Regions from separate parts of the Homo sapiens genome. Here region 1 is linked to region 2. Evidence: read pairs that join two places in POLR2A ChIA-PET (ENCODE). Cell type or tissue: endothelial cell of umbilical vein. All regions are shown on one strand. Each heading gives the region's core, and the rest is flanking DNA. Links, peaks and the distances in the headings are about the cores only.

What was found. Peaks named below come from ENCODE experiments on the same cell type or tissue, not always from the same donor. Only the 100,000 strongest peaks of a DNase experiment are listed, where the experiment ranks them.
Region 1: POLR2A ChIA-PET joins it to region 2 with 5 read pairs; 2 of 35 experiments call an interaction of 5 or more read pairs at or near these places.

What each region holds. Positions count from the first base shown.
Region 1 is chr5:39,381,014-39,391,032 of GRCh38, reverse strand. It overlaps DAB2 (DAB adaptor protein 2), which reads left to right. Exons shown (of 15, transcript NM_001343.4): 5 at 458-589; 6 at 1,101-1,181; 7 at 1,910-1,936; 8 at 2,181-2,234; 9 at 2,666-2,728; 10 at 7,762-8,415; 11 at 9,417-9,579. Among named protein-coding and RNA genes, the nearest start is that of C9, 22 kb to the right of the region's middle. RefSeq lists enhancers at 7,623-8,822, 9,099-10,019. In endothelial cell of umbilical vein, for the core only: no CTCF peak of the experiment used is centred there; no DNase peak of the experiment used is centred there.
Region 2 is chr5:39,437,469-39,447,487 of GRCh38, reverse strand. No RefSeq gene overlaps it. Among named protein-coding and RNA genes, the nearest start is that of DAB2, 17 kb to the right of the region's middle. In endothelial cell of umbilical vein, for the core only: no CTCF peak of the experiment used is centred there; a DNase peak (open chromatin) is centred at 5,507.

The DNA of each region.
Region 1 (10,019 bases), core at 1,418-9,417, 57 kb after region 2:
AACACATAGGATGGTTCCTCGGCCACTCTGAGCCATCGTCAATGAATCCCTGTGAACACTCCTCTAGCTTAGTTATGCTGTTCTTTTAAGTTTGTCTTTGAGTTGGGAAAGTAGACCTATTTGGCTTGGCTTAAGGGCTAAATGTCTCCTCTTCACTTGGTCTTCTAATCCTCAGTCCTTCCTGGCTATGTGGCATCATGTCTTTAAAGCAGGGAGAGTAAAGTATCAATATTTTAAGAAGGAACATTCTTCCCACTTACGTTTTCTATTCTTCTTTCTTTTGAGCCCTTTCTAGAAAGAGTAATGCTCTAGCCTTCAACCAGAAATGAAAAGTCTATCTTCAAATGGTTTAAACTTTTCATATATGCCTTCATATATGTGTCTGAGGCTTCGGTGTGCTAGCCTGCAAATAGATTCTAGTTTTCTTAATAAATTACTCTTTATGTTCTTTTTTAAGGTAATAGAGCATGAACATCCAGTAAATAAGATTTCTTTCATTGCCCGTGATGTGACAGACAACCGGGCATTTGGTTACGTGTGTGGAGGAGAAGGCCAGCATCAGTTTTTTGCCATAAAAACCGGGCAACAGGTGAGCTCTAAGTCTTGACATAGACCTGGGGACTTGTCCTCTGTGGACATTGGAGTGTCTGTCACTCAACTAAAAGATTTACTGGAAATAATTGGATGTAAGAGGGCTAAATAATAATTCCGAGAATGACTATTTTTATTGGCCTATGGAATCTTTTAAAAATGTCATTGATAGCTATGCACTGCTGTGTGCCACAGGATTGTGAGAATGGACCTTCTTATAAAGTGAATACTGACTTCACAACAGTGGTGAATTATTCTCAGGAACCTTAAAGGACTTCAAATATGATCATGATACCTCTTGTTTTGTCTAAATACTTATTAACCCTGCTGTCTTTTATATACCTAAGGGTGAGGATTGGGTTGGTGGTGATCCCCTATAAGCCAGCAGAGGGTAGTAAGGCGTTTTAAGATTAAAAAAAAAATCCCAGTATGAATTATAATTGATAGCAGACAAAGGAAATAAAATACTAAAATTAAAATACGGATAACAGTGCTTTCCCTTACTGCAGGCTGAACCATTAGTTGTTGATCTTAAAGACCTTTTTCAAGTTATCTATAATGTAAAGAAAAAGGAAGAAGAAAAGAAAAAGGCAAGTACTACCTGATTAAGGCTCTATTAAATTTAAAACTGGCTGGGCATGGTGGCTCACACCTATAATCCCAGCACTTCGGGAGGCAGAGGTGGGTGGATCACCTGAGGTCAGGAGTTCGAGACCAGCCTGGCCAACATGGCGAAACCTCATCACTACTAAAACTACAAAAATTAGCCAGGGGTGGTGGTGGGCACCTGTAATCCCAGCTACTTGGGCGTCTGAAGCAAGGAGAATCACTTGAACCCGGGAGGCAGAGGTTGCAGTCAGCCGAGATGGTGCCACTGCACTCCAGCCTGGGCGACAGAACGAGACTCTGTCTCAAACAAACAAACTTAAAACTGTACTCAGGACTATGTTTAATATTATATATAAATATGGTCTATCTGAAAATTTGGCTTCTATATGTATTGTCTATTCTTCCCAATAGGGCAATGGATACATTTTTATGGTTAGGCACTTCTAATCTGCACTCCCTGGCTTTTATTTTTTTTCTCTCTATGAGATTCATATTAATTCTAGGAAATATACAGGACAACCAAGTTTAAATCCAGTAACTCTACTCAAACCTTATATTGATATGAAAAGGGGAGGGGAACGGAGGGCAGAAATAATATACAAGACTTATTCTTGCCTTATGCCTGTGAACCATAGGCATACTTGTTTGTGTATTTAACTCCCTTTCACTATGAATATGAAGATCACTGAATATGTATCTTTCTTTTTAGATAGAGGAAGCCAGCAAAGCAGTTGAGGTAAAATTGCATCTTTACTTCTTGTTAATCATGTGTGTGACATGCGTAAGCCCCTGTTTTCTACCTGCCCAACCACTCTCGCCACCTCGCTTATTACTATGTGTTTATGACTTCTCTGATCATGAAAGATGTTTAGTTAAAAGATGATACCAAAACCATTGCTGCTTAGCAGACTAATAGAGTGGACAAATACATTTTATAGACAAAGCTCAACTAAATCCTTAAATATTTGCTATCTTTTCAGAATGGGAGTGAGGCCCTAATGATTCTAGATGACCAAACTAACAAACTGAAATCGGTATGTATTAATATGTGACGTTTGACAGTTCTTACTTATCTGAACATGGGTTCTACTTCCTGTAGATGTTGCTGATACCAAATCTGTATTGAATCTATATGAAAATCCAATTGAGACAACTGTTTTTCAAAATATTAGTGTAACATCTATGTCAATATACAAAAGTAGTCAAAAAAAGATTAGAAAAGTAATCTTTTTAGTAGCCACACCTGAATCTAATCTAATACTTTTTAAGGATGTGGACAAGATAGATTTGCTTTGAGACATGTCTACACTTCCTGACCTAAACAGCTTAATATGAAATCTATTAGTTAAATGGAAATTAAATTGTGACAGCTACTTTCCTAAACTTTAGGAAACAAATGATTACAATATACGAAGTAATCTTTTTTAGTAGACACATCTGAATCTAATCCAAATACTTTTTTAAGGGTGTTGACCAGATGGATTTGTTTGGGGACATGTCTACACCTCCTGACCTAAATAGTCCAACAGTAAGTGTTTGTTTTTAAATTTGCAATGTAATAAAATGACATCTATAACTCAAATTGGCAATAACCAGAAATCTTAAGCATCTCATTGAAACTTGGAAGGTGACTGTTGATTTTTGCAAATGAAGTGTCAATGGTTTTTAGAATAAATGTGAATCTTAAGTCACCATGGGAACCTATCCACACTAATTCAGTTATATTAATATTGCTTACAGATTAAACCTGAACAATAAGTCAGCAATGTAGTCCTTCTTGGTATCACTTAGGATTAGAAGGAGGAGGTGAATAATAGTCCTTGAATAAGCCTACTTGAAGAAAGTATGACTGTTAGATGGTTAATCATAAAGCCTCCTGGCCTCTTCATTTCTTTTGCATTCTGTCTGTTGCAATTTAGCAGCATAAATTTGGTGTGAAGTAAGATTTAAAACAAACAAGTGGCTCAGTTATATTCCACCAAAGCTTGTCCTTGTTAGAAAGCTGCCCATTCTCATAGGATTTTATACCATATCCAGTCTGCTCAATATTGAATGATCTGTAACAACCCTGTAAGAACAGAACAGTATTTTCCTTTATAAATTAAAAAAAAATGGTGGTTCAGGGAAAAAAAAGAAGAAAAAAAAATAAAAAGGAAAGAGGTCCAGATTCAAGACTTAGGCCCAAGTCTTCAGACCTTCCAAAACATACCTCTAATGAAAATGTCCATGACATTTTGAATGACTTCTTGCAACTTCTTTTATTTATGTAACAGTTTCCTGAGCACCTGCTATTTGCAAGGCATAGCAGTAAGATGCACAACATCAATGACATCATGGAATTTACTCTCCGGCAGGGAGACCAACATTAAAACTAATCACATCGTTAGTAATTGATGTTACTACAGGGTATTTATCTAGTTCAGATTCAGGTAATGCTTCTGCAGGAGTGAGTTTCTAGATTTGAACATAAAAGATGAGAAGGCAATAAACAGACAAAAAGAGAATTAGTCTAGAATAATGGGGGGAAATGTCTAGAAAGGACTCTCTTGTATCAGGAAATTATCATGGAAGCCTATGTGACCAAGGTTACAGGAGTTGAAGCAATGGATCAAAGATTGGATAAAATTCTCCCTTCAGACTTCTGCAGAGAATTTGAGGCCTGTGAATCCTTACTGCATAAAACTTTCAGGTCAAATGAGATGGAGAGGAGCAGGGACTTCATGCATTCTTCTCTGACCCTAACCATATGAGTATCACAATGCATGGTAGCATTCTAAAATGCCTTTAAGAGAGAAGCCTGTTTAATATTCATTTTAGCAGTGAGCCCTAACTCACTTGCCTATAGAACCTTTCATTCTTCATAATTTTTGTTATAGTTCTGAGGATAAACTTTTTAAAGTACTAGACTAGATTATCCTGACAGGTCCATCCTAACTCTGAGGTCCTTTTGATTTGTAGTCAACTTTGTGCTCTCCTCCATTAGTGATGTTTTCTCAAATAAATCAGTATCTGAACACTTACTTCCCAAGTATAAATGACATTCAAACAAGTAATATTCAAAGAGAGCAAAGCACTCAAGATATGAAGTGGAATTCCACTGGAATAGGCAAGGAAGTACTGCCTATATAATCTACTTCTGTAGACTTCTAGAATGTTCTAAAAAAGGAAATGGAAAACAACATGGATAATCTTCAGTCTCATTTTTATTAGACTTTATGAAGTCTAAGAATTTTTTATTTATAGGAATTCAAGTTTTAGTTAAACTAACAATAAAGTAATAAATACCATCAAAATATATACTCTCTGATAACCAAAAGAAGGCTAACAGATCTAATTATGTGCTGGTTAGGCTTTGACATGTTCTTATCTATTGACTCTATAGTCATAGGTCAAAAATAGATTTATCTCTACTTGGTAAAGCCAGCATGTTTAAAAATATTCAACTCTTTCAACAATTGCTCTGAAATATGTAAAGAGAGAAAGAAATCTAAATTACCTAGACTTTATTATTGGTCCTAGATGGTTGTCACTCCCCTCAAATTTATACAGAAAAGTTTTATGAGTTTCAAATAATGCTCATGTTGCAAACTATGTGGTATCCCCTAGAACAGAATTTTTATTGGCAAGCCCCTTGAGCATTATCCTTCCACACTGCATCTCAAAAAAGGAAAAGAAAGAAAAACATAAAAACCCATGTTCTGCAACTTTAACAACCACTTGAAAGCACAGTTACTATGGAAAGAATATAAGACATGATCTGTGATCAAGGAGATTAAATCTGGTACAAGGGATGGGATCAGGATACAAAGCAGGAGTGTCACTTATGTCCTTGTGTACATGCCATAAGATAACACGGGTGGGCACAGGGCAAGTGCAGACAGAAAAATCGATGCTAAAAGCTTTGTAAAGAATCTGAATTTGAGTTGGGTCTTTGAAGTGTGTAGGAAAATAGATCATAGTTGGGCTAGAAACAACGTGGGTCTTATTGTGGATCATTTGGAAATTTGGCCTAAGGAGGTTTATTTTAATATAGGGAGCCAGCAGTAAGCCACTTAAGGCTTTGAGTAGAGAAGTCCTCAGTCTGACAAACTGGAATGGTTAGGTGAGATTAGCCACCCAGAGAAGAGCTAGGCTATGGAACTCAGGATTTATGTCCGATTACTGGAGCTCCCTACGAGCAGGTTCTGTAACGCACTGCCGTGTCTCCAGTGCGTGCGGCTCAGGTGCTCAAACAGTGGCCAACTGGAGGCAGTGTTGACAGTTCGACAAAGAATGAATGAGGCGCTGACCAAGTGGGTGGATGAGGAGTCTTTGGGCTCTCAGTTGTAGTCTGTGAACTACACTTTTAATCTTGGATTAATAACAAACCCAGCCTGAGGAGAGCCTTATACATTTTACTTATAGGGTGACTATTCAGAAGTCTAACATTGTGGCTCCTGTTTGGTGTCCTAAGAACTTCTTCTGAAGTATTTGAAAACGAGAACTCTACCAGCTGTGAACACTCAACTGTTCTAACCCAGAGGTGGCTCAAAACAAATAAATAAATATTGAAATCACAAGCTTTTGTAATACATTTTATCCTACCTTTTGATTGTATAAAGATCCCTAGATTAATAGCTCTTCCAATCCATTTCTCTGATTAAATTTTTTTTTAATTATAAGCTCTTTCTTGTGACAAATTCTTCTTTTATAAAGAGAAAGCCTGGCTTTGGCTTATAAAAACTGTATTTTTATGCCTCACAGTAAAGGAATCCAAAAGATAGATTACCATTTAGGTCTGATTTTGCTGTCTCTTTTGTGGCCATGAAATAGGACTTAAACTTTCTAAACAATTGGGTATTTTTTTTTCTTTTAAAAGCCAAGGAGTTCTATTTGAACCCTTTTGTATTTACTAGTTTGCAAATTTTATATTCCCTTGAAGTTGTTTATTTTCCCCAATGATCAAAATATTTAGTATTCTGCTCAGGGTAATGCAAGATAACTACTATAACTTGCACTTCAGCAAGGCATTTTTTATCATTTATATTCTTCTCTGGGTAGCATAGTTAAGTATTTAATGGATCAAAGTCAAGCAGAAGGAAGTGATGTCAGTATGAAAGTTCTGTTCTAGGATGAGTTATAATTCTGTCTTTTACTGGAATAAAGACATGTCGGATTCATCAAATTTACTGCTTTTAAGCTGAGAATTTTTTATCAAACAGTTGAAAATCCAAAAAATTAACACACCAGAGAAATGATAGAGAGGGGATAGAATTAGTAGAGCTACATATTTGATATGTCTTTCAAATTAACTCTTAAACCCATGTCTCTACCTTGTACAATAGTCCCCCTTTATCTGCAGTTTCACTTTCTGAAATTAAGTCTGTGGTCAACCTTGGTCTGAAAATAAGTGAGTACGGTACAATATAATATTTTGAGAGAAGAGAGACAGAGAGACCACATTCAAATAACTTTTATTACAGCATATTGTTATAATCATTCTATTTTATTACTTGTTAATCTCTTATTGTGCCTAATTGATAAATTAAACTTTATCATGTGTATGTATATGAGAAAAATACTGTATATAGGTTTTGGCACTATGTGCCATTTCAGACATCCACTGTGGGCCTTGGAACATATTCCCTGAGGATAAGGAGGGACTACTGTATATAAATTAAAGATCAGTTGTTGGTTGACTTTAACCACTAAATAGATGAGATTACTGTCACAACACAGGCAACTCTAAGCAATGTTATGAAAAGATGTACAAATAGGAGATCTTAATGTGTGATTGACTAAATTAGATCAGTATTGAGTGTCTCTTTCAGAGGACATAGACAAAAAGGGTAAGCCCAGAGGAGAGACTGGGATGATGAGGATGAGATCCTACTTGACTATCAGCTTCAGCAAGAGCCTTAAATATTAAGAGACATACCTGAAGGCCGTGATATAAAAGAAAAGCCTCTCTCCCACCTCTAGAGGAAAGAACTGGACCGATTTTAGGGAAATGCATTTGATCTTAAATTTCATCACAGCCAGAACTATAAAATATGAATGTATTAGTCGATGAATTTTCTCATTTAGAGAGATGATCCTACATGACTCTGGGGGTACAATAGAGAGGACTGTATGTGTATAGGTAGGAAGCTGAGCTAAGCTTCTGAAATCACTTACTTTCAAGCTCAACATACTTTGATAATCATTTATAGTGACTCACAATCAATTCCCTTTAAGACTTTCAAAGTCACAAATTGAAACAATGCTCATAATGAATTAAGCCAGTCTGTATGTGTGAACCAGGGTGAGCAGAGACATGAAGTAAGCAACAGTAAGATTTCACCTAATGAGGTTGAGACTTAAATAAAAGGGCATGATATTGGGGAGGAATAGAAAGGACCTAGTCTATAGCTAGGGAGTAATGGACTACGGGGGTTGATGGAAGGAGGTAATGATCAACCGATTTATCAAGACCAAATTCAAATGGAAATTCTGATAATCCTAGTCATCTTATGTAATTTTCTCATTTGAAGTCACAACATGGACTAACACTTTCTTTTTTTTTCTTTCCAAATGTGATAGGAAAGCAAAGATATCCTGTTAGTGGATCTAAACTCTGAAATCGACACCAATCAGAATTCTTTAAGAGAAAATCCATTCTTAACAAACGGCATCACCTCCTGTTCTCTTCCTCGACCAACGCCTCAGGCATCCTTCTTGCCTGAAAATGCCTTTTCTGCCAATCTCAACTTCTTTCCCACCCCTAATCCTGATCCTTTCCGTGACGATCCTTTCACACAGCCAGACCAATCGACACCTTCTTCGTTTGATTCTCTCAAATCTCCAGATCAGAAGAAAGAGAATTCGAGTAGCTCGTCTACTCCGCTGAGTAATGGGCCCCTGAATGGTGATGTTGACTACTTTGGTCAGCAATTTGACCAGATCTCTAACCGGACTGGCAAACAGGAAGCTCAGGCAGGCCCATGGCCCTTTTCAAGTTCGCAAACCCAGCCAGCAGTGAGAACTCAAAATGGGGTATCTGAAAGAGAACAGAACGGCTTCTCTGTCAAATCCTCCCCGAACCCTTTTGTGGGAAGCCCTCCCAAAGGACTGTCCATACAGAATGGCGTAAAGCAGGACTTGGAAAGCTCTGTCCAGTCCTCACCACATGACTCCATAGCCATTATCCCACCTCCACAAAGTACCAAACCAGGAAGAGGCAGAAGGACTGCTAAGGTGAATTGTCTTCTCCACATATCCATTAGCAGAGTGCATGTTCGGTACCAAAGGGTGGTGTGATGCAAGCTCTCTTTCCTGCTGCTCTCGTAGTTTCCTGTGTTGCTGTGAAATAGAAGGTGGGATAAGGCACTTTGGTTCTCCAGGAGTACTTTCCTCTAACTGCCACCGTTTTTAAGCTTCTCAGCAGTGTTTTTCACACCCTGCTTTCCGTGTGCATGTCTTGTCACTTATGATTAAACTAAACACAAGTTTTTCCATTTTTAATGCTGCTATGCTTCTATACCTCTGGTAAGTTTGATCATCGTGTTCTGGGTTGGGAGGGTGAGAGTTCTTGTGATTCCCTTTGTACTTCCCTGACACTAACACATGCCCTGCACACCCATCATGTTGCATCAGTGTCCATGGTGGTGGTATAAAATTCTCGAGCTTATCTCCTCTTTTAAATACTGAGTAAATACATAAGCTTTTTCTAAGCTTATGTATTTACTATTACCACTATGATCTCAGCTTTATTTAAGAGCAATTTAAAATGCAGTTCCCATAGGTGTCTTTTTTTACCTCTCCTAAGAATATACAGGCTTGCCTGGATTAAGACCCTATGATCTCTATGTAGACTGACTTAAAATCCAATGGAATGAACAAAAATATTTAGGATGCTTATTGGTAGTTGCCCCTTTTACACACTTGCTCCCCCAACTTCAAGCATTTAGCGATGAGACCAGACCAATGTGAGTGTGTAAAGGAATATAGTAGATTTCACTTTGCAAGTCCTAGGTAGTGTCAGACACTAAGACTCAGTAGTCCGTCCGTTGTAGGAATCTGTGTCTTTTTTTGGAGGACTCTTTTTCTGTAGTAGTAGTTGTTGTTGTTCATCTGTCAAGAAAAAAGTTTTCCTTTTTGTGGCTCTCAAATTGGGGTATAGGGTAGGAGACAAAATGAGGCTGTATTTCACTGTTAGTGAGTAACTAAGGCTTCTCCCTCCCTCCCTGTCCTGTCAGTCTTCAGCCAATGACTTGCTTGCATCAGACATCTTTGCTCCTCCCGTCTCAGAACCTTCAGGCCAGGCGTCACCCACAGGACAACCTACAGCCCTGCAGCCCAACCCTCTGGATCTCTTCAAAACAAGTGCTCCTGCCCCAGTGGGGCCCCTGGTGGGTCTAGGTAGGTGCCTAGAGATAAAATTAAGTATGACTCTTTTGCTTTTGCTCATAAAATGATGATGCATCGGAAGAGATTTCATACTCCCAGAGGGTTTTACAGCATAAGATTTGAGCATCCCAGGGAGCCCTTCTCCCACTTCTACTATACAACCCCACATCCATTTGATATTCTTGACTTGTAACTCACATTTGGCTCCTCGAGGCAGCATGAGACAAGAAATTCATTTTCAGTATTGTACTTACTTGAACCAACTGGTCATGGTTTCCTGAAAGACAATTGTAAGGGATTCTAAACTCAGACCAGCTTCAGTAGCAAAACAGGGTTGACATAAGAGAGGCTTGTCTGTCAACATGCATGTCTTCCATGTCTTTTGCCATAATAGATCGAAGGCCTATGTCCTTTCAACACATAGCCCTCTTAGAAGGAATATATGCCCAAGA
Region 2 (10,019 bases), core at 862-8,861:
CACTTGATTGTATCAGTCAGAGTTGGTTTGGAACTGGGTTTTGCAAAATCAGGGGTTTTACCCAACAATGGTTAATTTGGGCTTGGGTTTTGGCGTCATGACCTAAAACAATGTGGAGGGTTTCCACTTTCCAAGTTTTCTTAACTGACTGGTGATGCATCCTGAAACAAGAATCCCTGTTTTTCTTTTCAATAATTTTTCCCCTTCTGACAGGGTGGCCTGTGAAACTGAGTTAAAACATGTTATTTCAGTGCCACCGAACAATGAGTCAAACTAACCTTTTGCCTTTGCCACTTACTTTGTCATAAACGTGGGCAGGAGTATGTGGGTAAGGAGCTTTATCACTCTGCAGCCTATCTTACTAACTGGGAAAAGAAACCATGAGTTGCCTAGACTGCTCTTGTTCTCTTTCCACACAGCTCTGTTCCCAACTTTCTCTCCAAGCCAAGAAACTTTGATATCTTTCAGTTCTTACAATTCTTGCTCCTCACACCCTATGTAAGTCCAACTCAGAATTCCAATTCTGTTCTATTTCTTCACAGACATGTTATAGCTATATTTTTATGTACTATAGTTAATTGACTCAAGACTCTCTTGATGGTAAGACATATCATTATTTTCCTACCACCAAGAAAGCTGCCATTTGAAAATCTATGCATGCCATCAAATGTGTGATACATTCTTATTTAAGATATTAAAATAGAAAAAAGAGTTATCTTAGAATTGATGAACTATGTGATTTGAGGCAAAAAAGAAAATATAATACTTTAAATATTTTTACAAAGGCATTCGCAGAACCACTGACTTTCCCCCATTCTGATCTGCTGGTTATCTATAGCCCTGCCTACTTCTTCCTTCCCTTAATTTTTTCATTCCAAAAAAATACGTGATGCCTCCTACGTGCAGGCCCTGTGGTACCTGCCAGGGACAAACAGTAAATAAGAGAAAGACTTTATGCTGGGGAAGCTCCCATTTTGGGAGTAGATACAAAAATGGACTAGAGAATGACAGTAGAGTGACTGTCACTATATTAGTCACAAGTACAGAATTCTGTGGAAGCACAGTGAAAAATGACCTAACTCAGCCTTCTGGGGGTTATGAAGAGCTGTCCAGAAAGGCAATGTTTCAGCCAAGATCTCAAAGATGAACAAGTAGTGTTAGCCCTTCACAGGGACAAGGCAGGTGAGGAAACGAGGGAGGGTATCCCAGGTGAGGAAAGGAGGGAGGGTATCCCAGGTTAAGGAAACAGGAGGCAGCAAGAGAAATGTCTGGGCTGTTTTCTGACAAACACACAAGGTTCCCTAAGATTGCAGGACAGAAAGAAACAAGGTGAGCTAGAACCAGCTCAGGCATGGACTTGTGTGCCGTGCAGGATAATTCAAAATTGACTGAGGAAATTGATGACCCAGAGAGGGGCTTAAGCATACAATGAAAAGATCAGTTTAGCTTAAAATTTTTTATTTTTGCTTTGTAAGAATAAAATTAATCATGTATAATAAAAAATTCATCAAGTAAGGAAAGGCTTATTGAGGAAAACATTAATTTCTGGCTCCCGCCCCCTCATCTTCCATCTCTGAATGATAAGAAATCATCTTTAGTTCTTTCAGTTGTTTTTTTCTTGTAGTTACCTCCATACTAATTTTTAAGCTATGTTGCTGGTTCTGCTTGACATGATAAAACCCTTTAGCTTTTTCTCTGAACAGTTTAAGATCAGAAGTTCAAAGATGTACAAGTAAAGTTTCTAGTAATTAGGGCAATAAAAAAGCCAAAAGTAACACAAATACATTTTCAAAAATTAAATAAAAGATCACAAACAACTTGACAGTTTTGCAAAATATTTTCCAACTGATTCTTTTTTATTATTGTAACTTAAAATAAGAGAATCAAGGCATGCTGCTAGTTTTTAATTTACAACTTCAGATATTATCCAGTGATTTTTAAATTTTTTCTTCCTATAAAATTTAACTCATACATAACAGCATCTGCACCTCTCCACATCATCTTCTTAATATTATTAAAGCACTATTGTTGGCTACATAAATAGAGTTTATTAAAGTGTGTATAAGCGCTCCAGCAGATAAGTCATCTTATTTTCTTCTCTTCTCCTGGGCAGTTGCCACAACAGAAATACTTTGCCATACTTCTCACTTTATTCATTCCCTGGATGCCTCCATCAGAAACACCTTCATCCTTGTTCTATAGGATGTATATGGCAGTTGATGTCCAGACCTGACACTGGGATGTCATCCTAGGAATTCTCTTTGTCAGACAGCTTTTTATTCACATAATAACAGTTTAGTGGTGTATTAAGGGAGAGAAAGGATAAACGTGAGTTTAATGCCTTCTTTAACTGAATACTATATATATGTATGTATATATACACATATATGTGTATATATGTGTGTATATATGTATATATACACATACATGTGTATATGCATATATACACATACATGTGTATACATGCATGTATACACATGTATGTGTATATATGCATGTATACACATGTATGTGTATATACACACATATATGTGTATATATGTATATATGTATATATATATGTGTGTATATATGTATATATGTACATATATGTGTGTATATATATACGTATATATATACGTGTATATATACATATATATATGTATATAATTTTTTTTTGAGACAAGGTCTAGCTCTATCACCCAGGCTGGAGTAAGTACAGTGGCACAATCTCAGCTTACTGCAACCTCCTCCTCCTAGGCTCAAGTGATCCTCCCATCTCTCAACCTCCGAAGTAGCTAAGACTACAGGCCCACACCACCACACCTGGCTAATTTTTGTATTTTTCATAGAGATGGGGTTTTGCCGTGTTGCCCAGGCTGGTCTCAAACTCCTGAGCTCAAGTGATCCACCCACCTTGGCCTCCCAAAGTGCCGGGATTACTGGTGTGAGCCATCACTCCTGGCCTTTGTATACTACATTTTCAATTTAGATTTGCAATGTTTTAGTTCAAATAATTCCTTCGTCTCATGTATGATATATATATATATATATATTCTGAGCCATGCATTAATAAATATTAGAGACATAAAGACTTGTACAAGAGACATTAAAGACAGAACATTTGAAGGCAGAGCTGTCCTGTAAAATAGGAGTGTATGACCATATTTCCTAGCTAACTCTTATGCTCTGCTTTCTTGTATTTTTATAATATTTGTGGCCTTGATCAAAGTTTCTAAAGCCATAAGCTAAAATAGAATAGTAATGTCAGAAAAACTTCCCCCTTGATCTCAACTTTCTCACTTGGTCTCCCTGAAGTACTTTCACCAATACTTCAATGGATTTATTTATAAAATTTCAGACTTAGACAAGTGTTTAATCTAGATAAAGGTCAACCTTTCCCCTCTTAGCTCAGGAGGACATATTTTTTACTTTTTTTATTTAGCACAGCATAACTAAACCGACAACTACAGTTTGAAAAATCCTAACTTTGTGGTAGGCTCAGTAAATTAAATCGGTACTCAGTATTTTTTTGCCCAGTTGTTTGAATTCTTCCTTTTTCCTTGTAATCTTCTAGCAAATGCACTGTGTATGGGGCAATATCTGGAAAGATTGTCAAATACCACATAAAAAAAATAACGTATTTGTCCTCTTCAAGGAGGGAGCAGGTTTCATTTAAAATGTCATGATATAACGGCCGGGTGCGGTGGCTCACGCCTGTAATCCCAGCACTTTGGGAGGCCACGGCAGGTGGAATCACTTGAAGTCAGGAGTTTGAGACCACCCTGGCCAACATAGTGAAACCCCATCTCTAATAAAAATACAAAAAATTAGTTGGGCACGGTGGTGCCCACCTGTAATCCCAACTACTTGGGAGGCCAAGGCAGGCTAAAGCAGGAACCTGGGAGGTGGAGGTTGTAGTGGGCCGACGCCACGCCACTGCACTCCAGCCTGGGAGACAGAGTGGGAGACAGAGTGGACTCTGTCTCAAAAAAAAAAGTCTTGATATACTTTTGGAGTAGATAAGAACATGAGGGCATGTAAAGACCAGAGGTGAGAGTGATAAAATGTCAGCCAATCACTACAAACATTTGGCAATGGTAGAGAGGGGAGGGAGCAAACGAGATTTCTAAATCACTTTTCATATGAAAAGCATAGGAATTGAAGGATGGAAGAAGTGTATAGTTGGGCAAGGAAGCAAAGAATAAGAATTATAGGAATGTCTAACATTAATATATATGGCAATGTATCACTTAACAATAAGAATACATTCTGGTCATTATTAGATGATTTTGTCATTGTGCAAACATCATAGTGTTCTTACACAAACTCAGGTGACATAGCTTACGACATACCTGGGCTATACCACATAACCTATTGCTCCTAGGCTACAAACCTATTCAGCATGTTACCATATTGAATGCTGTAAGCAATTGTAACACAATGGTAACTATTTGTGTATCTAAACATAGCAAAACATAGAAAAGGTAATGCATTGTGCTATGACTTTACGATAACTCTGAGGTCCCTAAGTGATAGGAATTTTTCAGCTACATTATAATCTTATGGGACCACCGCAGTATACACAGTCTGTCATTTACTGAAATGTCATTATGTGGTGCATGACTGTATGTCAAAATAGATATATTTGTATTTTAATATATCCTAAAATATATATGAAAAATTTAATAACTATGTGTGTGTGTATATATATATATGTATATGTATATGTCAAAATAAATCCCATTCATTTTCACACCTTCAGAAAGGACTGCTATAGGCACACAGTCTTGGTTTAGGTGGGTTTCATGTAAGGGCTAGGGACTGATCAAGGAAGGATGTTGAGTTTGATGTGGTGAAAAATAGAGATGACAGGCAAGGGACAGCAGAGTGAACCATGAACTGAAAAAAAATCAGCAGAAACAAGAGCTCCAAGCCAGCAGTGGCCAGGAAAACTATAAATCGTCTCCCCTTGAGAATCTTCAGAGAGACAGGAAGAAACTCAAGGTTCCCACTCTTAAGTTCAGAGTACATCAGCTGACATCTGGGTTAGTTTTATGCAAGGTCTCTGAGCCTTGAAAAATGCAAGCAAAACCTGAAGCTGTCTAAAAAAGACAGAATTTTATGCTTTTGGTGAGGACCAAACAGAAAAAGTATTCAACCTAAGTAAGGACTCAGTAGAATACCCCAGAAAATCCCCTTCGCTGAATGTCTCCTAGGGTAAATTTTCTTGGGGCAGGGAGAAAGTACTGGAAGGGAGGCTGGACCACACAAACCCCAGAGTTCTTGAAGATTCGGAGAGGCTATAGTTCTAGGAGCTGTGCAGACCTGCACCATTTCAATTTTCCTCAAATAGAACTAAACTGATTTAATGTATCATGCCTCAAAAGTTTCTTAGCAAAGTTCAGCAATATCACATGGTAGTCCCTATTCCTGTTCAAGCCAGTGACGGGGAAATGGAAGTCTTGCAAAAACTATTCCAGTATTTCCTGTTGGATAACCTCTGTTGGTCTCTAAAAACACCAAAAGCAGAAGTCAACTGAATCCAAAGTGGAAAAGCTTCCAAAAACAGGGTTGATCAGGTTGAACCATCAGGGCCTGCCTCTTACAAAGACATCTCCTCCTGGTCAAGACTGAGTTTTCTTTTCTGTAAAAAAGGGCCAGCATGCTAAATTATTGTTAGAATTCCTGATGCCTTCTCATAAGCAGCTTCTGGGCACTTGCATTGTAATTCAAAATGCAATCTTTATTTTAGGGAAAAATCAGTAAAACGGGGCCACACTAACCTGTCATTTTCCTCTTCTATTTTGAAGCTCTCCATATGGGAGTTAACCTCTCCCAGAAAAGCACTTGGAAAATTCCTAGTTAGGCCACTTGCTTGTTTTGTGAATGATGTTTGAGGTTGGCTATAACATATATAGCATGCTTTCTTCTTATTGCTGCCTTTTTCAGGCATGTTTTTGTTATTTTGGCATTTTTATGGAAGTAATTAAATATTATTTGGTTTTAAGCTGGTGTAGAAACTGTAGAGATGGGGAAAATACTCCCTAGCTGAAATACGACATACATATACCCATACAATCATAAACACACATACATATGCATGCAACATTCCTAAAGTATGTCCAGATAGTTTTGGCTTGATTAAGCTTTTTTCTTTTCTTTCTTCCTTTCTTTCTCTCTCTCTCTTTTTTTCTTTCTTCCTTCTTTCTAAGAGTGTGGAAGGAAGGAAATGAAAGGCAATATGATTTCCTTTTCATTTTAGGCTTGTTGCTAATAGAAGCAGCATTGTTTGGATGCCCAAGGCCCCTGCTTTCTACTCAGAGTTAAATGTTGTAGAAATGTTTTTTTCAAGCCTTATTCAGAATGACTGAAATATTTTTGTAGGGCGTCACCTTCCAAACCATCATTAATGTTTTCAGTTTGAACAGCAAGTAGCACTGCTGTAGTAACATTTATAGGAATATTCTTTCCCCATCCCATCTCACCTCCCCAAAAAACATAAAGCTAAAGTAAATCCTGGTATTAATATTTAGGCTAAAATTCCTGACACACTGATAGCATTTAGTAAGCTCTAAAAAGTATCCATAAAAAACAGAATGTTTCTTATTCTATTAAATCAGTTTTATGCAAGGTTGTATGATAAAAACTAACAATTTTAAGAGAAACCTTGTTTTTGGTTATTGGAAAAATTCAACTTCTGTTGACACTCAGAGAGAAGCAAGTATGAAAGAATAAAGTTGGGACTCACGCCAGAATACATTTTTAAGAGGAATTCTACAGCTGTTAGAAGAGTAAAAACATCTATTTAATGTTTCATATCTGTTGGTAGACTTAACAAGAGAAAAAATTGATTCCATTTAAATACTTCTTAGAAGTCTTAATTGGAATATCTGGCTTCATTGCTATATAATCCAGTAGTTCGGTCTGCATAATATTTATGTTAAAATTGAAAGGAGATTGTATGTGGATACATATTAAAATACTCTATATATTTTATGATTATATCAATGATTTATTAAAAGCATACGCAGAACACTTTCTTATCTATCCATATTTTTTGTTGGCAGGAGACATAAACAAATCATCTAATATCATTATTGTTAAATGAATCATAATCTACTTTCAGTTTTACAATGCCAGTTGCTTGTGGGGAGTACATTTATTTCAGTTCTGTAGACCTACTATATACTCAACACAAATAACAATATCTTCTCTATGTGGTCTTTCATATGTAATTTGGAATTGGGCTAAGAAATAAGCTTTGCTAATAAGCTCTCTAAAAAATAAGATGATCTCTAACTCAGAGCATTATCAAATTATTTGCATTTTAAAATCATTTTTGATTTACATAAATCAATTGAAAGCAAAAATCTGATTGAGTCTAATCCTCCTTTTTATAACAAATGTATGTAATGATAGCTCTTTTAAAAATAGAGGCATTTTATGACATTTCTGTCATGACTGATTTCATCTCTTCAATCATAATATGCAGGACAGATATTTTTCACATCAGAAGAGTGCCACACATTTTTCTAATGTGTCATTAAATTAGACATTTGGAATTAGGAATTAGTCATCTGCTACAGAACACAACGTAATGGGTGTGCCAATATTGGACACCAGGTCAACGCTACACCAATCTAGGTACCCTCTATTAGACGGTAAAAGCATCTTTTCTACTAAGGAATATCAAACCTTAGCCTCCCTTGTTATGAATAATTACCCTATGGTTTCATTTCCTCATTATCATTTGTGTTCATTAGTTAGCATCTTCTATTAGGTTTTAAGAAGATCCATTCAGTTAAATGACAAGTATCTCTACTCACTTCTTTAGTTAACATAATACTATTATTGTTTTAAAAATACTTGAATTTTTGTTGTGTTCAGACTTACATGTCAGTTCAGCCTGGAGACTATTCAATTAAAATGAATAATATAAATTATCTAAGACGATTATTTCAGCCAAAAATGTTTCCCAATCCAAAAGGTAAATGTTTTACTAGATTTATATCAGATTTTACTTTTATTGTAAATAGCACTTCCGTGACAGCCCTAACTCTATTCTCTTGAACTTTTTTCTGGGTTTGCCTTGAAGGCTATACCTTTTTCTATGAGTTTTGCTCAGAACTGCTACAACCAGTGGGCATTCCTCAGCTAAGAAGAACCAGATGGCCATGAAGAGATGCTAATGCTCCCCTTCACGTCTCTTCTGGGCAATCCTTCTTCATAGGGCATAGGACTTACTGCTACTCCGAGACTTAACACTAATCCAAATAACCAAGGACAGTTGTCTTACATCGATGGCAGGTATAAACCAAAAGGACCCTACCTGTTTGTAGCAAGAAATTGACTTGTTTGGGAAGCAAAAGCCCAAACAAAGTTGAGAACTAAGTTGTACCATATATTACATATGGTACCAAAACAATTTTCTGATCCAATTAAAATATTTTAGGCAAAATAGAAATAGAAAGCACTATGGTTTTACAGCATAATGCTTAGAGATACTTGGAGATTAAAAACCGTATGCATCTAAGGGGAGAAATTAAAATATAGCTAAATTCAAAGCATCTGTGCTAATGGAGACATGATGGACAGTTTAAAACGCTATTATCTGTTCCTTCTACCTTCTCCTTTATCAAATATTTAAGAGGTCATGCAGAATAATTGAAAGATCAATTATAAGGGCAGAGTAATAAGAGAAGAATTGGCACCTTCACCAGCAATCAATGTGCACTTGAAGGAATTCCTGACCTCTCTGAGACCCAACATTATCGTCTTGAAAATGAAAACAATGACAATGGTCTCACTTGAAAAAAATTAATATAAGAATCAAATGAGAATATACATTGTATTAGTCTGTTTTCATGCTGCTGATAAAGACATACCTGAGACTGGGCAATTTATGAAAGAAAGAGGTTTAATTGGACTCCCTTTTCCAAGTGGCTGGGGAGGCCTCACAATCATGGTGGAAGGCAAGGAGGAGCATCACATCTTACGTGGATAGTGGCAGGCAAAGAAAGAAAATATGTGCATTTCTGTCTTTTTAAAACCATCAGATCTAGTGAGACTCATTCACTATCACGAGAACAGTGCAGGAAACACCTGCCCCCATAATTCAATCACCTCCCCACCAGGTTCCTCTTGCAACATGTGGGAATTGCGGGAGTTACAATTCAAGATGAGATTTGGGTGGGGACACAGCCAAACCGTAATATATATATATATATATTCATAGATACACATATATAAGAATATATAAATATATAAATGAATATATACATATATATGAATATATAAATATATATATATTTTTGAGACAGGGTCTCGCTCTGTCACTCAGTCTGGAGTGCAGTGGCAGGATCACAGCTCACTGCAGCTTTGACTTCCCATATGCAGATGATCCTCCCACCTCAGCCTGAAAATATTTTTAAAAGCTATATTAAACTAAAAAAATTGTGTGCAAATAATGCAAAATAGCATTATCTTCATCAAGATCAAAGTTGTTTCCAAGTTCTATCCCATTCCTATTTCTGTCCACTGGTGGAGGTGCTACTGATTGTTGAGAGGCAAGAGGATAAAGAAGAGAAGGGAATCTCCCCCATTCCCAAATATCAGCAGTGCTTTCATAATGTAGTATTGCCCTTTGCAGCCATGTCCTGACTACCAAAAATGCCCCTGAAAGAAAATTTACTTGGAGCTTTGTAGATTGATTTCCTGACTTTATGAATCTAGGAGAAAGGAAAACAGACTCTGGAACATCTCACCAGACAAGCACATGACAGCAATACAGGCCTCTTTCTAGGGCTCAGAAGCCAAACAGACTTTGTACCTATTTGCTCTCTTCACCCCCGTGGTGTGAAACAGACAGGAAGATGAGGTCATTTAGCAAATCATCTGACTCCAGCTTGAAATCAGTAACCCAGTAAAAAAAGTACTTGAGGAGCATAGGGACATCAAACCTAGGGACATCAAAAGAATGCCTGGCTTGGGCATTCTGATAAGGTCTAATATTGAGGAGAGGATGGTAAAAGTGACTC